Linked DNA regions of Homo sapiens: region 2 is linked to region 1. The links are chromatin loops, found by intact Hi-C in ENCODE. Cell type or tissue: IMR-90. All regions are shown on one strand. Each heading gives the region's core, and the rest is flanking DNA. Links, peaks and the distances in the headings are about the cores only.

The links. Peaks named below come from ENCODE experiments on the same cell type or tissue, not always from the same donor. Only the 100,000 strongest peaks of a DNase experiment are listed, where the experiment ranks them.
Region 2: it touches region 1 in a loop (3-fold over the local background); 4 of 110 quality-filtered maps call a loop at or near these places.

What each region holds. Positions count from the first base shown.
Region 1 is chr4:142,090,728-142,093,227 of GRCh38, reverse strand. The region is part of intron 23 of INPP4B (inositol polyphosphate-4-phosphatase type II B); the gene reads left to right. Among named protein-coding and RNA genes, the nearest start is that of IL15, 460 kb to the right of the region's middle. In IMR-90, for the core only: no CTCF peak of the experiment used is centred there; DNase peaks (open chromatin) are centred at 1,287 and 1,877; H3K27ac peaks cover 1,195 bases.
Region 2 is chr4:141,640,982-141,650,014 of GRCh38, reverse strand. The region is part of intron 1 of IL15 (interleukin 15); the gene reads right to left. Among named protein-coding and RNA genes, the nearest start is that of IL15, 8.9 kb to the right of the region's middle. In IMR-90, for the core only: no CTCF peak of the experiment used is centred there; DNase peaks (open chromatin) are centred at 2,804 and 4,224.

The DNA.
Region 1 (2,500 bases), core at 1-2,500:
GCACCTGGGATAACCTCACTCAAAGGCTGGGCTCAGCTGTGACTGTTGACTTAAGCACCTAAACAAGACCTTCCATGTGGCTTGGGCTTCTTCCAGCATAATGGCTGGGTTCTTATAGGGAGCATCTCAAAATGAGGAATACAGTCGGCAAGTTCCAAGAGAATTATCAGGCAGGAGAGGCATAATCAATTCAGACCTGGCCTCAGAAGCCACAGATCATTACTTCTGTCATACTTCATTAGTCAAAAGATAGTCAGAAGCCCACCCAGATTCAACCTGAGGAGACATACATTCCACGTCTTTCAATAAAAAGTGTCGAAGAATGTAGAACTATGTTTTAAACCCATCACTGCAGGTGTGATAGATTTGCTGCCCTCCAGAAATACTCTGACTTGTCCTTTCCTCATTCTAAATCAACAGTACACATTTGTACTGTGGCTGGTCAATGTTGAATATACATATATAACAATTTGCTTACCTTAGAATGCTTTTGATTGCAAATGACAAAAACTCTTAATTCAAACTAGCTTAAACAATAAAGAAAACTTGCTGATAAACCTCACTGAAAATTCTAGCAGTAAGGTAGGTTTCAAGAGAGGGTTGGTTCAGTGACTCAGCAGTATAAAACAATATCTCAGGATGGGCACGGTGGCTCATGCCTGTAATCCCAGCACTTTGGGAGGCCTAGGCGGGTGGATCACCTGAGGTCAGGAGTTTGAGACCAGCCCAGCCAACATGGCGAAACCCGCATTTCTATAAAAATACAAAAATTAGCCAGGCATGATGGCGGGTGCCTGTAATCCCAGCTACTTGGGAGGCTGAGGCGGGAGAACCCCTTGAACCAGGGAGGCAGAGGTTGCAGTGAGCCGAGGTCACACCACTGCACTCCAGCCTGGGTGATAAAGTAAGACTCTGTCTCAAAAAACAAAAGCAAACAAAAAACAATATCTCCTTTGTATTTTATCATTAGGCTGCTCTTATCTCTTATGTTAATTTTATCCTATGTCTGGTCTTGTGGCTAAAAGATGGCTGTTATGAGCTAACCCCACACTCAACCAAAGGGCTAAGAAGAGGTTCCTTTCCTCTTCAGGAGCTTCACTCAGCTGGAACAGCACAGGCCACTTGCATATCCTTAAAACAGTTGCTAAGATGAGAATTTAGTGCCAACTGGTTTAGATCATGTCTATTCGTGAACTAGTCTTGATTTCAAGGGGTATGGATCACACAAATGGACGTCAGAGTGGGAGTGTGGTGCATCCCATGGCAATTTTGTATCTGCCACTTAGTGTGGGAAGTGAGTAGATTAGGGACTGGGAAGGCAGCCATAATTTCTGATTCATCTTGGAACAGTTTCTGGCCACACAGTTATTTGGCCATAAGAGAATGAAACTATTTGACATCATTAGCATCACAGTTCAGTGAGCTAAAAGGCCACGGTTCCATTCCTGTTTACTTATTAATACCCTGCCTGTGATTCAGGTCGTCAAAGTCAGAGCTCTTCTTGTTGAAGAAACCTATTTGACCTAACAAGGAGGATATAGGCCCTAAAACCTGACTCTCAACTTGATTGTTCTGTTCCATTGGGGAGGTACGAGAATAGTCATGGGGTTTGTGAATGTTTGTGACTGGGGTGTGTGACTGCACGTGTGTGAGGAGACTGTTTCTTACTTTGGATACATTCTGACTTTTACCTGAGAAAGTAGGCTTCCCCTCTGAGGCTGTGAACTCTTTTTTAAGTGCTACTAATATCTTCTGTTTTTCAGAGGTGACACAGAATTTAATAATGTAGCCTTTTCTGCCAAGAGTTTTATTCATTGTTTTCCATTACTGGTCAATGACGCATGACCGGATTCTTGCCCTTATTTTGCAGTTGAGGAAATAGGGACAGAGGGTTAAGCAATTTGCCTAAGACTACACGTCAAAGCAGCAGTAGAATTGGCATTAGAAATCACTTTCCTGGAATCTTGGCTCAGTGCTGTTTTTGAAAAGCAATTATAAAAGTTTCAAACAAAAAAGAACAAATCATACATAGCACACATTTGGGAACCCATTGCTCAGCTTTGGAATTTTCGTAAGAAACAAATATTTACAGATAGGGTAAAAGCTCCCTTTGTACCCCTCCAGGTTACCACCCTTAATCCTCCCCTCCTATGAGAACATCAATATCCTGAATTTGATGTTTTGCATCCTCATACACATTTTACTCTATATTTATGTATCCATAAAAATATGGTACAGTTTTGCACATTTGACTATATTATTGCTGTTGTTTTGTATGAATCTTTCTATAATTTGTGCTTTTTTGCTCAATATTGTTTTTGTGATATATCCATGTTGACACATATGGCATTTGTGTATCCTTTTTACTTATATTACTTTGCATTAATATATTGGTTTATTCTTACTCTTTATGAACATATTAAAGCTTTTTTGCTATTTAAAATTATAAACAATAATGCAATAAACATTCTTGTAACTTTTACCTCTGAATACTTTCTTA
Region 2 (9,033 bases), core at 2,800-5,299, 450 kb after region 1:
ATCACTTTACTGAATAGTTGTGCCAACACTGGCATCCTCATCGTCTCCCAAAATGTAAAACAAAAAATGTTTTTCTGAGCCCTGTATTAAATTTGTTGTTTACTATAGATTTTTCATAGATATACTTTAGTCAGTTTTGGAAAATCCAATCTATTTTTATTCTTCTCAGAACTTGACACTAACTTTTCCTATATCCTTAAGATTATTTTGATAGATTTTCTGATGTTGAGCCATCCAGACAATCCTCAAATAAACCATATTTAATTGCAGCAAGCGTGCTCCTACTGGGGAAGGTTGTGTTGCTGGTTTGTTTTACTGTTGTGTTATGTTAGCTAATGCTTTATTTACTATTGAAAAATGTTATTGATTTTTAAAAATCTTTGGTCTGGCAACTTTTCTGAGCTCTCCCATTTGTTTTAGTAGCTTGTTAATTTGTATGGCTTTCATCTATAAATAATGAAAATTTCACCTCCTCTCTTTTAATCTTTATAATTCTTATTAATTGCACCAGCAAGGTAGCACCCTCTATAGGAAGTGTGCATGCTTGAGAGAGAAACCTGAGTTCAAGCTCCAGTTCCACCACTTCCTACTGGTAGTCCCTGCACCAGTCACCACACTTCCTGGTGCTTCAGTTTACTTATCTGAAAAGTGGGAAGGAAAGTATCTCATGAGTTTGAGAATGCTACATATGTTAACGTACTTGGGACTATGGGTGAAAATAAATGTTAACTATTGAAATATTTATGGAATGAAGTTAAGAATGAAAGACACCTAACCCAACTTTGGACATTTAGGACAATATTCCCAGAGAAGGCATTATCAGACTGAGATTTCTGGACCAGGCGAGTCAGGAGAAGGGGGCACGGAAGAGATACTGGATGAAGTAGTGCATTCCAATGAGAGAAACATGTCAAAATATTTGGCTATGAAAGGAAGTGTGTTGTGTTTAGGGGCAGAGAGTAGTTCAGTATCCTGGACACTCAGCTGTTTACATGCAAACAATAATTGTTCCACGAGACAATAAGTTCCTAAAGAGAATCAAATGTGCTGCGTCTTTTTATCCTTCACAGCACTTGGCAGGGAGCCATGTACAGAGAAAGTGATCAATAAATATCCACTATTGTTTAGAACTTTTGGTGTGCTGTTAGCCTCTTTGGTTTAAACACCTTAGCCTGGAAGCCATGCTTTATAAGTTGCAGCGGCTCAGAGTAATATGGTTTGACTTAAGAAAGGCCAAGGTTTAGAAGATGAATGCCTCAATATCAAGTCAAATAAGCCATCAGCATAATCACATCTTTCCAGTTTTAGAGGTTCTTTACAAGGATCTTGCTTTTCAGGAGTAGAATCTAAAGATACCAAATACAGATTTTAATCTGATATTTGAGGTAACTGCAAATTTTTTTAACAGCATAACAAGAGAAGAAACCATATTTCTTCTCTTAAACCCTCAGGAGAAGAGACACTAAATAAATTAAACTTCCGCAATACTATTATTTTCACACAATTTCTCTCATCTTTTTTGTCCTACTGAAATAACTTCTCAAAATACTCGGCAAATAAAATAAAGAAAATGAAAGGATTTCTGTTTGAAGGAATTTAGAGAATAAGATGTGCCTTGTTTTAATTTCCTTTCATTTACTGAAGCATTTACTTTGCAAATTTATAAAATTATCCCCTCTATAATAAAACTGGCACAAAATATTAAACAAACGTATTTGTTTTCAGTTCTCTAAAACTCATACTCCTAATAAGGAAGTTAAAGATTCTATTTGTAACCTGGCCCAAAGTACATCCCCAGAAAATTCTATTTCCCTTCCTGACCCTGATAATAGGAAATATGCTGTGAATAGTTTCCCAAAAGCCATGTGATCACCAGTAATATACTATGAGTCAAATATGGTCAAACTCCTTTTCTCAGAACCTGATCTAACTTGACCCCTCAGGAATATATGTTGGATCATTGACAACAAGAATAACATTATTATAGCTCTACTATGTGCCAGACAAGGTGTTAGACACATAAGAATGCAGTGTTTCTCAAACTTCAGCCCTTCCAACTCCACCATCACAATTCTTCTCATCTATGACCTTTATCATTTACCTGCCGGAGAGGCAATATGAACACAGATAAATACAGTGAAACACTGCAGATACTATGAGAGAAGTATCTATCAGGTGGAGAACACACAAAGGAAAGGTGTCAGGCAAGACAGGAGGTAAAGATAGTGTCTCGCCAGGAAAACGTCACAGAGAAAGTGAGTCTTTAAAGATGATCCCTATGTAAGAATAAGCATATGAGGGATTAAAATCCCTCTAGAGAGCAGCAGACAGAGCAAGTATGACAGGAAGGCAAGGTCTAGGAGGTGTAAAAAGCCTAGCCTTCTCTTTTGAAGACCTGGGAGCTGGTCAATTCCTCCTCGAAGGCCTTCCCGAATATCTCCTCTTTCAGGGTGCTTAGCTCAGTGACAGTCCCTCTAGTTGTCTTATGTGACCCTAAGCCATCTATATATACATTTGCCTCCTGGGGAAATATCCTGACCATTTGTTTTAACCAATAATTCTTTACTTAATTCACAAACCCAAATCTTGTACAAATAGCTTATCCAATCTTCAATCCAGTACTTCTAATCACTTACAGGACATTTTAAGTAGTTTATTCCACTTTTAACTCAATCGTGATATTTCCAAAATCAAGTTCATCCATTCCCCTACCTTGCCCCATGTGTTAGCTGTAATATATATCTGTTCCTAACATGTTTATCTTTCCTGACTCTCATGGTTAAAATCTTCGGCATTCTCTGACTCTTCGCTGTGCTCTGCTCCTCCCACTCAATCAAGACCAGTCAAGTATTTAGGAAAGTCCCCAGCCCATATTAGGCACTCAAAATTATTAACTGCTGAAGTGCCAAAATCAATTCAATGAATAAATAGAACACTGGTATATCAAATCTTCCTTGAAATTAGCTTGTCTTTCTATTCTCCATTCTATTTGCAGTACCCTACTACTTAGCATTCATTAATCCATTCATTCCCTCATTCATTTTTGTTTTAAATATTGCTTTAAATACTCAAGCAAATATTTGTTGAGAGACTACCATATGCCTAGCACTAATAGGTGATGGGAATATAGCAATGAATAAAATAACAAAACTGCATGTTCTCCTGTGGTTCATATTCTAATGAAGGGAGATGTTAATAATCAAATAATTCAATAAAACATACAAGTCCATAGTCCCTTATATGAAAATATTAAATCAAAAAAGCTCCAAAAACTGAAAGTTTCTCCTTAATTCACTGATTAACAAAACACAAGCTGAACTAACATTAGACTATGTGTAAGCTGTATTTATTCCCTTTTGAGGAAGTACCTGAATAAGCTTGGTCGTTACATGATATATAGTAAACACACTATATTACTTTCCAAAATCTGAAAAATAATCTGAATTCCCAAACAGGGTTGGGACAGGGAGTGCTGGTGAGGCTGCAATTTGAAGTACATCAGTCAAGGATTACTTCATTGCAACAGGGATATTTGAGACAAACCCCAAAGCAGGTATGGGGAAGGGGGTGATATCTGAGAGAAAAGCATTCTAGGAAGAAGGAACAGCAAGGTAAAAGACTCTTAGACAAGAACATAGTAGTATGGTTGGTGAATAGAAAAGGTGCCAGTGTAACTGACTCAGTGAGCTAAGGGAAGAGTAGCAGATGGCAGACATCAGGGGTACAAATCACTTAAGAGACTTAATATCCACTGTAACAGAATTTGGCTTTTATTAGAGTGAGATGGGAGAACCATGTGGGGTTTGGAATAGAGGAGTAGCATAACCTGATTAATATTTTAACCGGATTACCCTTTGTGGTGGATAATCTCCAAAGACAGCTGCCATCAGTCAGTGCCTTCCCCCCATGAACATGCATGACACTCTACTAATCAAAAGGTGGAATCTATGTCGTCTCCCCTTCAATCTGGGTGGCCTTCTGACTTGCTTTTCCCAAAAGAATAAAACAAATGTTAAAGTCTGGAAATTCCATATCCAAGCCTTAAGTGATTACAGCTCCAACTTCCTCTCTTATAGAAGTTGGCCAAGTTGTGAAGAGTCTGACAACCCTGAAACTACCGTGCTGTGAGAAAGTCCAGTTTAGCCATGTGGAAAGACTAAGTGGAGGAGAACCAAGGAGCCCAGACAACAGCCAGAACTGAGGCTCTATATGTGTGACTTAATGTCTGAGCCATCTCAGACATCCCTTGACCATTGAGTCATACCATCTGAGGCCACATACATTGCAGTGTAGAGACAAGTCATTCTCTTTGTGTTTTGTCCTAATTCTTAGGCTTGAGAAAATAAAATGGTTCTTATTTTATACCACTAAGTGTTGGGGTAGTCTATTATATGGAAATTAGTAATTGACATTGAAACTACTATGAGACTGAGTGGTGGGAAGACACCTGGAGAGAGGCAAGGACCCTGTTAGTGAAGGCTAGAAATGCAGTGACGAAATAGTTCAACCTAAGACTTGCTAGATTGGAAAATAACACCTATTCTCATTCTTGCCTTTCCAGGCAGCAAAAGATTCTCCAAGAAATAAGTAGTTTCAGGGCAAAGATCAAATCCAGGCTCTACTATTACATGTGCTCTCAGGTTGGAGATCAAATCAGGTGTGTGGCATGGAGGCCCTTCATTAAGAACTCTGAAAGATTTAAAATGATGTCTCACAGACCTTGCCAACTAGTCAAAAGGCTTCTAAAAATGGTAAGGGTTTCTATGGCACCTTGACTTCCCAAAAAATTAAAGTGGAACTTGTCTCAAGGATTTTCTGGTTATGTCTTTTATCTAACGGAGTGAATGAATCTCAATAAAATTCATAGGAAGCCCCCCGAATTCTAAATATCATTGAACTTAAAAACAAAAAGCAGTTAAACAAAAGTGAGTATATAAAAGGTCTCTAAATTATTAACCCTCTAACATCAGAAAGCAGGCTACGCCACTGCAAAGAATAGCAAAAATTATTTCTCATAGAAAAGAAAGAAAGAATGAGAAAAGGAGCCCAAAGTGCAAAAGATGAAGTTAAGAGCCACAGAGGATCACTCCTAGGGAACAAATTTAAACCTTAATCCGGAACATGTATTGCTTCCAGAGCAAGAACTTGGGATATATGCCGGCTCTATTTAGACTTGCTATGGACTAGCAACTGTTATATGCCTTCTATTGTCTTGTTTTGAAATGGTATTTTTTTAAAGCAATTGTCCTATTTTTGTTTTACCATTGTATGTTGGGACAAGGGGAAGGTCACAGATAACCTATCTTTTTAGCTACAGGTTGCTGCACTCAAGAAACTACATCAGAGAAATATCATCCTCATCTGGAGATCCAGTTTAGAGACTTAAAGTCTGAGTTTGATGCCATAACGAGATAAGCTATGGGGGATCCTGAAAGTCAATAATTAGTTAAATGATACAACTACTTGAGGCCAACATTATGTAAAGTCCAAGTTAGTCATGTATAGGGGTCACATACGGAGAGATGGATGCTTGGCCAGCCATGAGCTTTCCAGCTATCCAAGCTGATGTTCTAGACATGTGAAGGAAGATGCTTTCTTGAATGTCTCATCTCCAGCAGCCTAGGAGGAGTCAAGCAGCCGAAAGTAGCCCAGATTACAAGATCACGATAAATAACAAATTATTGTTATTCAAGTCACTAAGTTCTGGGGGTGTTGTTTTGTTTTGTTCTTGTTTTATGGCTGTTGATCCTTTAGATGCAGGGACAGGTAACCAAAACACTGTGGCTGCTATGTTGAGAACAGGCTGGAGTGGAGATAAGGGGACAAGCAGCAGGCACTTTTGCAATAATACTGTGAGACATGATAGCAACTTGAACCCAGGTGACAGCACTGAAAAAAAGGGTGAGAAGAGATAGGATGTAGGGTATATTTTGAAGGCCTAGCTAAATAATTTGGTGGCAGATTCAACGTGGAATATGACATAAAGAGACGTTAAGGACAAACCCAAGATAGATTGATTGATTATCTATGGAACTAAGAGAATGAAATTGACATCAGGTAAGATGAGGAAGAAGGTGGAGCAAGCAGATATGGCAGTAAAGGCAGGAATCCAGTGAGTATTAGACATCCAATCAGAGATGGTTGAATAACAGCTAAATAGACTGCTAAATGAGTCTGGAGTTCAGGGGAGAGGTCATGGCTAGATTCACCCGTACATTTGTGAATCATCAATGTAAGAAGGGATTAAAAACCATGACACTAGATGAGATCACCAAGACAGAGAGTACAGATAGAGAACAGGCCTAAGGACTGAGCCCTCAGACAGCTATATTTACATGTTAGGGAAATTAGGAACTAGACAGAGACTGAAATTGTTGCTGGTAAGGTAAAAGGAGACTGAAATTGTTGCTGGTATGGTAAAAGGAAAATAAGGAGAAGGGGAGTGGCTTGGAAGCCACATGAAGAACTCTCAGGTCCTGCTGAAAGGGTACATAGGAAGGGACCCAATAACTAACTACTGGATTTAATAAAAGGGATGTTCGTGGTACCTTTGACAAGTGTATTTCTAGTGGAGCAGTGGAGATGACAGCCTGGCTGGTTCAGGAGAGAAAGGAGAGAGGAAAACTGGAAACAGAGAATATAGTTAAGGTTGTAAGTTTTCCTGTAAAATGTGGGCAGAAAAAAGCAGATATAGAAGTGAGCAGAAACATGAGGAGAAAAACATGAGTCTTTTTTAAAAATGGCAGAAGTTATAGCATGGCTACATGGTATTGGGAAAGACCCATAAGAGACAGAGAAAAAAATGGTGATGGAGAGAAAGAATGAATTACTAGAGTTATGTCCTTGAGCAGATAATGAGAATGAAACTACACTCCTGAATTAACTGTGATGAATTTCTAGCTGGTTTCCTTATCTCTAATTGTCTTTTCTTCAATAAATTCTACCTCAAACTAATTTCCCTAAAATACTATTTTTATTACAGTATTCCAACATTGTTTTGCTATATTACTTATGTTTCCTACCTCTTTTACAGTTGTTTGCTTAGCTGTCAAACACTTGAAAGATGATTGACTCATGCTGAAGTCAATACAAATAGACTCTGACCAACCCTCTGCTAAGCACATGGAGCACATTGCCCTTACTCAAAATGTAAGTGTAGAGTCAGACACATAAAAATGAGTTTACAGACATTAAAGCTGTTATAAGGGAATGTAGACAGCACCAAATGAATTCATGTAAGGGAGAAAATAATTCTGCCTGGGCAGTAGGTGGGGACAGAAAAAGTTATAGAGGGTTAACATTTTGAGCAGGACCCATGAAGGCTGACAAAGAATGGCAAGTGTGTCTGGACACTGAGGCAAGGTGACTGCAGCTGAGGCTAGAAGAGGAGACTGCACTGCAGAGGCTATCCAAGCCCTACTAGAGCTTATTTCGCACTAGTCCCCAGTGGGAAACCTCTACAGAAGCTAGCCCAGGCTCTTTACTGCTCCCCATCCTACTCCCTGTACTTTGCTTTAAGCACAGTAACCCATGGTAATCCAGAAGCCAAAGGGAGGGTGTGGGAAAGAAGGCTGAACTATATATCCCAACTGAACAACACGCACCTCTGGCATACCCTACAACTTTCCCAGGGCTTTGTGGACATAGACGGTTCTAAAGGAACCAATTTCAAGATCCGTTACTTCCATAGGAGCCCCTTTTACCAGAGATATGCCTGATGTGTGCCCAAAGCAGGCAGATTTCTGGCAAGTTCTCCTTCCTCACTTCCTCTTTCATAATTACCCTTCTCCCACTTTAGGAAAAAAATGCCTATCTCTCCCTATCCAGAATCTTAACATGTGCCTTGCCTCACCAGGGTGCCAAATAAAGGGGCAATTTGAAAAGTTGATATAAGAGACATCTTTAATCAAAGCATTGACATATCTAGTTGTATGATATATATTTCCAATATTGTTTTAGTTTTTTTTTCAAGAGCACGTTATTATTTATTATTATTATTATTATTCTCCAATACAGGTTTTGTTTTCAAAACTCCACAAAACGTAGCGATATTCACACTTTTCAACAAAAATAATTTACATTCAAAGCACTGATGCAAGAAATTTCCTTAGCACTTAGCACCTTTCTAAGTTTCTAGAAGCTCGAAAACCACATTGCGGCTTTTTTTTTTTTAAATTATACTTTAAGTTCTAGGGTACATGTGCACAACGTGCAGGTTTGTTACATATGTATACATGCGCCATGTTGGTGTGCTGCACCCATTAACTCGTCATTTACATTAGGTATATCTCCTAATGCTATCCCTCCCCCCTCCCCCCACCCCATGACAGGCCCCGGTGTGTGATGTTCCCCTTCCTGTGTCCAGGTGTTCTCATTGTTCAATTCCCACCTATGAGTGAGAACATGCGGTGTTTGGTTTTTTGTCCTTGCAATAGTTTGCTGAGAATGATGGTTTCCAGCTTCATCCACGTCCCTACAAAGGACATGAACTCATCCTTTTTTATGGCTGCATAGTATTCTATGGTGTATATGTGCCACATTTTCTTAATTCAGTCTAACATTGATGGACATTTGGGTTGGTTCCAAGTCTTTGCTATTGTGAATAGTGCTGCAATAAACATGTGTCTTTACAGCAGCATGATTTATAATCCTTTGGGTATATATGTTTTAGTTTTATGCTTAATAATCACTTATCAAAAATTAATGGTTCCTTTGATTAATTTTATAATGATAGTGTTTTAAATAACATAAGCTAGAATAATTTTCACAACGAAAATCCTTCAAATAAAAAATCAAGTTTTATGTACTTATTTTTGTTGCAGATGAGTCAGGAAAATAGAAAATCTTTAACAGTAAAATGTTCAATTAAGAAAAAATCATTTGATAATTTTAGAGGTCAGTGCTAACAGTGTGCAAGGACTACTTTGTCAGATTTCTATTAGAAGGCACATAAGCAAAATACCCAGGAAGGAGAAGTAGCATTCAGTGATATAAGGGACCAAAGACCCTCTCTGGGCTCCTTTCGTGTGTCAC